Linked DNA regions of Homo sapiens: regions 1 and 2 are each linked to region 3. A link is a contact called in ENCODE Hi-C or POLR2A ChIA-PET data. All regions are on one chromosome and are shown on one strand. The core of a region is the stretch at or near the end of the contact, and the rest is flanking DNA. Distances in the headings are between cores, read along the strand shown.

Region 1 (2,700 bases), core at 101-2,600, 94 kb after region 3:
TCATGAATCGGTTGTTCTCCACAGTACTCAGCATCTGGTAATGGCCTGGTCACAGCTGTGTTTAGTGAGAGCCTCAGATGTTCCAGCCAGTAGCTAGACACATGACACTCAGGGAGCTTGGCTATTATGATCTTCAGTCCCCCACTGAGGACACTGAGAACAGAGAGAGAACTTTAGAAAGTTCCCTGTGATCACATGGCCAGTTGGAGCAGAGACATTATTTGAAGCCAGGAACACCAACTCCAAGGCCTGATCTCCCTTCTCTGTGGCCCACTGCCTCTCATGGGCAAGTTTGGACCTGCACACCTGAGCTCTAGTAAATGTACCACTTGTGCTATTCTGCTGAGCATTGAGTCTGCTGGGCACGAAACCAGCCTACATAATTTGAAATTAATTCTGAAATATGAAAGGGTATAAAGAATACCGGTTCAAATGAAAAGATCATTAGACTGAAACTCAGTGAAGGCAGGGGCTATATATATTTAGTCTCTTAATGTATATCTAATGCCTAGTACAGAGCTGGTACTCAAAACATACTTGTTAAATGAATAATTCATTTAATATGAATGAATTAATGAGCCAACAAGGTGAAATAGAACTCAAAATTCAAGTCTCATTTCTAGAACTTGCTAGAGCCATGATTTTAGGCAAATCATTGAACTCTCTCAGCCTCAACTTTCCTATCTGCAAAATGGGAATGACACTTTGACAGCCTACCACATAGGGCAGTGGTTCTAATGAGTAGCAAAGTTTCAGAACTACTATCATAGCAAATAAAACTGCTTTGTAGACCCTAACAAAGCAGTGAAGTGTAAACAGTTGTTACAAATTCAGTCCAAAATGGCCTCTGGATTTTGGAACTCCTGCTTCTTGGTGTCAAGACAGAGAGGGTGACTGATCGCTGTGATCTCCTGTGCACCACAATGGTCCACTTTCTTCAGGACAAAATGACTTCCTTCCTGGTTCACCTGATAAGGTGGCAGAGTTGAGACTGAAGCCCAGGAGAATGAGGATTTGGTTCATATTAGGGCTGGAACAGGTTAACAGCCATCTGTTGGACACTTGCCCTGTCAGATGAGCTTGTCCTTGGTTGTCTCGTGTCCAGTTCTGGCACCCCGCCCACTTATTCGCACGCACCAGGAATGCATGTACAGTGCCTATTCTGAGACCCTCCCAAAGTGTGTCTGTTTGTTTTCTTCCTTCTGGTCACAGTTCATCTTTTGACCCAGTCCTCCCAAGCTGAGTCCATCAAAGTGCTGTTGTGTTGCTGGAGGAAAGAGGCTACTTCCCTTGTTCTCTGCTGCTCCCCTGCCTGTAACCTTCCTCTGCTATTACTTTGTTGCAGTCCAGCTGACTCAGAGGGCCATTAGGGTGCCAAGAACAGTATTATTTAAATTTTAAATAATAGTCTCTTGGGAAGAGAGGGTCATGAAACATTCAGAATAACACAGGGAATTTTGCCAAGAGAGTGATTCATAATCTTTCCAACTATCCACCTCTGTTCCCTTGTTCGGTCGGGATGGACAAAATCCTAAAGTCACCAAGTATTTCAGGAGCAGATATGAAATTTCTCTTGAAAAGAAATGGAATCTCTTCCACGCTGGTTCTTATCCAACAACTTCGCAAAAACTAATCTTTCAATAGCAAAACAATTGAAATAGCCATTATTCTCAAATGTTGTTGTATGGCATTTACTAGCCACACACCCTTGACATGTCATTGACCCATCTAAGCCTAGATATTTCCTCCTATAAATGGGGATAATAAAACCAGCCTGTCTAGGATCAAATGACGTAAGCCATATGAGAGCATTTTAGAAACAACGAAGCAGTAAAAATATGCAAGATATTATTTATCATTGGCAAAGATATTGGGCAAGGCATATAGACACTTGTGTAATGAATTTTATTTTTATAAAGCACTTGAGTTAATAACATAGAATATAAAAATGAGCTCATTTTTTAAAAAGTTATGATTCCTTTCACTTCCCCTGGAATGGGAAATTCTTCATTTTGGTTAATATGCTGCAGGAGGCACCAACTTAATACCAACACTGTGCCAAGTGAGGTTTTAGGAGCTGTGTGAGGAAAGTAGTGGCAGCCCTAGCATCTAGCAAGGCACCCAGAACAGAAGAGGCCCCCGACATTTGTTGAATGAACAAGTGAATGAATAAACAGGCTGCAGAACTTCCACTCTTCCATGGAGGAAGACAGTGTTTAGGAAAGCAGCCTGAACCTCCAGAAATCTAAGGTTGGGGTTGGCAGTCTTCTCATTCTCATTCAGCAGAGTGCTGTGAGGACCCTAGGAGGTGTGTGCATGTGACTCCAAGGCCCTCCTCAGCTTTGCTTTTCTGATCCCCTATCTGTGCAATCTCTTTGGCAATGATCTGGGTCAAAATGGACTCAGTGCTGTCTGAGTAACCTTGTTTCTCTAAATGATATTGGGTCATTTGCTTGTTTCCTAAAGCACAGTTGTGTCCATTGAAGGTGAAAACAGGCTTTAGAATGGGAACAGGGGAGGGGGAAATCCTGCCCAAAGAGTGATGAGATAAGAAGCTTTCCATCCTGCTTCTACCACAACAGGAATCCAGGGGACTTGGCTGATTATTTGAAAGGAAAGATGGCAGAATTGGGTTTGGAACATAATGAGCTTAACATTCAGGTAAAGAAAAGATGCAGCCTAGCAGTTTCCAAATTTGAA
Region 2 (2,700 bases), core at 84-2,583, 120 kb after region 3:
ACCCGTATGGGTGATGGAGGTCTGAAAGAAAACATTATGACACTTGTTAAAGATGGTAAGGCAGACTTTATTCAGGAGCTGGAGGGCAGAGGACTACGATAGATTTTGAACTATGGCAGAGGAGTCTTGCAGTGAGGGAGAGATTGGACTCAACTCTGACTCCAGTAAGGACAAATGGGGATTTATAACCCAGGAACAGCATGGGGGGCGGTGCTTGGATAATTACTAGGAGGAAACATCAAGAATAAGGGGTTTCTGGTTAAATTGACAGGATGGGATTATTGCTGAAGGCGGACCAGGGTCCTGAGATAACAAGGGTGGCAAGTTACCAAAGGCAGGTGGAGGATTTTGGCCAAACCGACTTAGCAGGATTCTTGCTCACACTGGATTCTACAAGGACAGGGAGGGAAGCCCAATGTCTGATCTAGTCAGAGGGGACTCAGGAGCCCAACTAAAGTTTTGGTCAAAGGAGCGTCTTTGTCAGAGGGCTGGGTTGTAGGTAGTAGAAGCAGCACGGACTTTGAAGCCAGGCAGGCTTGGCCTTGAATCTCAGCTCCTGATGACTTTTGACAATTAATTTAGCACCTCCTCAGCCTCCTCATGTGTGAAATGGAAATAACACTTATTCACATGGCTGCTTGGGAGGATTCAATGAGATTCCAAATGTAAAGGGCCTGGCCCTAGTAGGAGCTCAGCAGCTGTGATCTGTTTGACCCAGGACCCCAGGAGTTGTCATCTACTCAGTCACCCCACCCAAGAATACACACTGTAAACCTGCTGAGGCCACCCCAGTCCTCTGAAGTACCGCCACACTCTGTTGTTTGATTCAGACCTGAAATCATCTGTACTTGCACTTAACTAGCAAATCATTAGCAAGTATGTGTGAGGAATCAGAGATCGGGCTGTGATGAGTTAGAAAGGTGAGGCTGGGAAGTGGGACTTGGTTTTATGTAGTCGGAAGCTCTGTGGAAAGTACCTGAAGATGTATTTGGACAAAGCCAGCAGCCCTTGGCCCTGAGCCAAGCTGCTGTCTTTCTTATCTGCAAATAGGTGGTCTTCTGCACACTGGCCAATAACATACATACAGGATATTAAGAGTTACCATTTATTGAATGCATGTACTTCCCATGGTGGGCCCTGGTCTAGCTATTTTGTGTGCATTATTGTTGAGCCCTATAACAACTCCTTGAGGTGCTTATTATTTCACTGAGATGAAAACGAAAGCTGACTTATCTAAGACATCACAGCTGACCAAGAGCCAATTTCCTGTGTTGTTCCTGAATTCATAGTCCAGCTTCTGGTTGGCCCTGGTAAACATGACACATCATTCTGGCCTTCACTTAAACTCCCTTGCCAGATAAGTCTGCACCCAGGAGGGGCACACACATGGGTGCACACACACACTCTCACACTTGGGAAACATACTATATCATGTTGGACAGAGCACTTGGGCTGGAGTCAGAGGTAGTGGTTCAGCCCCCTTATCTAAATACCATGTGGCCTTGGAGCTACTCCACAGCTCCAAGCTCGGATCACAGGAACTATCCACCTTGTGGCATCATTATGAGGGTCAGAAGGGCTAAACGCATGTGAACATGCTTTATCAATTGTAAACTTCCTCATAAGCTTAAAGGAGGGGTATTACTTTTTCATCTCTTCTTCCCTCTCACCCCATACCCATAAGAGGATATGGTTAAGGTTCACATTTACCTCCTTGGAGTTTCCTACTTCCCGCTCAATATGTCTGGTATGCTTCATTTTCTTGCATTGGAACCTTCTTGTCTTCAACCACCTCCACCAGCCCACCGGCAACCCCCACATGCACATGCATGTGCACACACACCCAGAGGGACCCCTGGGACATGAATTACACACCTCTGCTTCCTAAATACCCACTGGAGCCCATTTCCAGCTGTACACAAGACCAATGAATGCCAACACTTTGATCAAAGCCACTCTGGAAAACAAAGACAACCTTGCCCCAGTAAATGGAGAGATCCCTGACACCCAGGGCATGGTTTTTGAGCACATCACAACACAGTTCCAACCCAGGTGTCCGTTGGTTGGGAATACACACAAACACACACACACATACTCCCAGCAAAATTGGGAGGCAAGCAGAAAGCAAGGACTAGCATCATCAAACCAGCCTTCTGCCCAATCTCAGGGCACCAAAGCACTGATTCCTTTGGCCAAGACTGCTTGACATTCCAATTTCACCCAGACTCTGCTGCGAAACTTTCAGCTGTGCTGCTGGAAAGGCGTCCTTGAGTAGACTGTGTACAAGGTCTGCAGCCGGTTCTGGTTAACCTCTCATCTGGCCCTTTTAGTCCCTTGTCCTTGGCTGTTATAGGGAGAGCACTGGATTAGGAGTCAGGAGATCTGGGTTCTTGCCCTCAATCATCCCCTTTCTGGCTACAACTCCTTAGGCAAGTCACTTAGCTCATTAGTCTGTAGTAACAGTGGTAGGGTTCTGCTGCATGGCTTCCGTGATCTCTTCTAGCTCTAACATTTTATGATCTAGTAACCCAAATTCTATAAACAAGTTAGAAATAGATTTTTAAGTGATCCATGGTAATATTATGCAGCCAAACCTAAATTTCCCCACCTGTAAAATTAAAAGGGTCTAGTTAGAGCACCAATTCTCAGTCCCGGCTGTGCACTAAACGTGTCTGGAGAGCTGTAAATCAGAATCCCTGA
Region 3 (2,700 bases), core at 179-2,678:
AAAAAAGATCATTTATAAGCTTATGTAAATATGCAGTCCAAGAGTAAACCTGACTTCAGGGATGTAAACCCTACTGGATGAGAATCTTCATGGATGGGGCCTGGAAAGCTGTATTTTTGCCCCATCCTTATTTCCTACCAGGTAATTGTAATTCTGTTTTGGAAATAACTATTTTACGTAGATCATTCAAGTTGAAAATTAGATATTACACAGGGAGGAGAGAGACTGCAGGAGGAGACGATTATTCCTGAAGGGATGAGGGAATCCTGAACTCAGGCAGGAGCACCCCTTAGCACATTATGGGCCATGATGTCTGCTTGGTACTTACAACGGGGCTAATGCTGGCACCGGGAGCTTTGAAGGGGTGTCAGCAGAGGACCGTGCCAACTGTCTGTCAGTAAGTCTAAGGGTTCACGATCCTTATGAAAGTGGCTGCCACTTCCCTTCACCTAACAACTATTTATTGTGCAACTACATACCAGGCAGTGAGCTAGGCAGTGAGGACACACAGGTTCACAGGCAAAGAGCCTCTCTTCATGAAGCTTACATTCTAGACAGGAGATAGTCAGTAAACAATCAGAAAAACAAGCGCGCTACTGACTGTGTTAAGTTCTCTAAAGAGAAAAACCCCTTCACTCTATAGTTCCTAGTGCAGGCTGACATTGAATGGGATAGAGGAAAGGCCTTCGAGTTGACAACTTAGTGGAGAACTGAGAGGTGGGAATGAAGTAGTGGTTTGCAAGGCTGGAGTATGAGCCTTCCAAGGAGAGGCAATAGCAAGTGCAAAGGCCCTGCAGTGGGAGGGAACCAAGTGGGGTGAAGACACAGGAAGGATCAAGTATGGCCAGAGATCAGTGAGAAGGAAAGAGTAGAGTAGGATAAGTCTGAAGAGGCTGGCAAGAGCCAGTTTATGGGAAATCTTGTAGGCCCTGAAAGTTTGGATTTTATTCCACACACAACAAAGTGTTTGCTTTAAAAGGAATCTCCTGACTACTGTGTGGAGAAAGTATAAAATTAAGTTTGGGGCTAGATGGACCCCAAGATCCCTGTCTGGCCCCAATAACCCATGGCAAACTCCATGGGGTCCTCAGAAGTCCTCTTAGTAACTGTGGCTCCTATGTCAATGATGCTTAATAGAAGTATCCGCAAAAACAGAAATGTTCTGTATCTGCATACAAGTGGCTCTTGAACTGGAAATGTGGCTAGCGTGACTGCAGAACTGGATGTTAAATTTTATTCTATATAGACTAATTTATTTACGTTTATATAGCCACACGTGGCGAATGGCTATTATATTGGACAGCACAAGGCAACACTGAGCACCGAATGCCTGAGGATTTCTACTCCAAATCCTGAAGGCACGCCCTTCCCCGAATGTTGGGAGAGTGCGAGGATATGCTGACCCCCAAACGCAAATCCCCCTCTGTGCATTTAGTCTTGCCAAGATGGAGAGTCTCAGGCGGGCATTCTGAGCTGCTTCTTGTCACTGGGGAAAACCACGTGCACGCAGTGCTGAGGCGCCCCACGCGCGTCCTCAGGGGAAGCCAGGCACTGAGAACAAAGGTTGTGGGACCGCTCTTTGAGGAACTCACCAGCTCCGCGAGCTCGCGGCCGCCAGCGCGGTCCACCCATTGGCGGGAGAGGACTCACAGACCGCAGCTCCTCACCCCGCCTGCTCCGCAGCGGGACCGCGTAGACCTCAGCTCCCCGAGCAGCGCAGGTGGGCCAGGGAAGGAGAGGACCGAGGCAAGCCACCACGCGGGATTAGGGGTACGGGGACCCCTCGCCGCGCAGTCGCCTCTTTTTCACAGGGATGGGGGCAGGGGTGGCGCCGGCTGTCACCCGCACCGGATCTGCTTCCAGGGCTTGGTTTCGCTTTGCCTGGCTCTTGGCTAGGCCTGGCGCCCCGCGCGGAGCCGAGCAGGTGGCAGCCGAGGAGTGGCGGGGGCTGGAACATTTAACCCTTTGGGAGCACCTGCCCTCTCCCAGAGGGCGCGTCCCCGGATCAGGCCCGGTGCCCCGCAGCGCGCGTGGGTCCTGGCTGGCTGGAAGGAGGCCCTGACCTTGCTTTCTCTCCCGTGCCAGGTCTGCCAAGGACCATGGGTGCCGCGCTGGGGACAGGCACGCGGCTGGCTCCCTGGCCGGGCCGGGCCTGCGGCGCCCTCCCGCGCTGGACACCCACCGCGCCCGCCCAAGGCTGCCACTCCAAGCCTGGCCCGGCGCGCCCTGTGCCCCTGAAGAAGCGCGGATACGATGTCACCAGGAACCCTCATCTCAACAAGGTAATGGGCCAGAGGGCAGGACGGCCCGCGTTGCGATCCCGTGGCTGCCGGAAAATTGCGCCCCGCCCCCTGGACCCAGAAAGGATCCTCCCGGGCGCCCTTCCAGCGGTTTTTCTGTTTTTGCCTTGCAGGGGCTTGTTGTGACTTGGTTTGGCTTTCTTGTCCCTCCTCTCCCTTTTATGCGTGGAGAGAGGCGACCAGTAATGCAGGGAGCCTAATTTCTTCTGCAGTAACAACACAGACCAGGTTTAGATCCTCGCGGTCAGTCTGACCTGCGGTCAGCTCTCCCCTTGATGCTTACTAATTTTATTGGTCTTGGGCAGTTCATTTAACCTACATGAGCCTAGGTTTCCTTATCTGTAAAAGAGATATAATTGTCTTAGGAATGTCGTGAGATCTAAAGAGAAAATGCGGGTAG

The links. Hi-C counts contacts between places; a loop is a spot of excess contacts on that map. ChIA-PET counts read pairs that join two places held with the same protein, here RNA polymerase II (POLR2A). Pooled maps may share reads with other maps.
Region 1: a map of endothelial cell of hepatic sinusoid shows a loop between it and region 3 (3-fold over the local background). The contact joins the enhancer-like site here to the promoter of ME3 in region 3. A Hi-C loop is called at or near these places in 1 of 168 maps with a recorded cell type or tissue (endothelial cell of hepatic sinusoid) and 3 of 50 pooled maps. POLR2A ChIA-PET finds 5 or more read pairs at or near these places in 3 of 52 experiments (A673, OCI-LY7 and Panc1).
Region 2: a map with no recorded cell type shows a loop between it and region 3 (2.5-fold over the local background). The contact joins the enhancer-like site here to the promoter of ME3 in region 3. A Hi-C loop is called at or near these places in 1 of 37 single-sample maps with no recorded cell type.

The regions. Positions count from the first base shown.
Region 1 is chr11:86,576,906-86,579,605 of GRCh38, reverse strand. All of the region lies in intron 2 of ME3 (malic enzyme 3), which reads left to right. Among named protein-coding and RNA genes, the nearest start is that of ME3, 94 kb to the left of the region's middle. Within about 2 kb of position 1,350, at least 26 of the 41 ENCODE cell types and tissues checked have a DNase peak (open chromatin) inside an H3K27ac peak, as active enhancers do; they include Panc1, where a contact is called at or near this core.
Region 2 is chr11:86,550,109-86,552,808 of GRCh38, reverse strand. All of the region lies in intron 4 of ME3 (malic enzyme 3), which reads left to right. Among named protein-coding and RNA genes, the nearest start is that of ME3, 120 kb to the left of the region's middle. Within about 2 kb of position 1,333, at least 10 of the 41 ENCODE cell types and tissues checked have a DNase peak (open chromatin) inside an H3K27ac peak, as active enhancers do.
Region 3 is chr11:86,671,344-86,674,043 of GRCh38, reverse strand. It overlaps ME3 (malic enzyme 3), which reads left to right and starts at 1,428. Exons shown (of 15, transcript NM_001161586.3): 1 at 1,428-1,720; 2 at 2,086-2,282. The coding sequence starts at 2,100.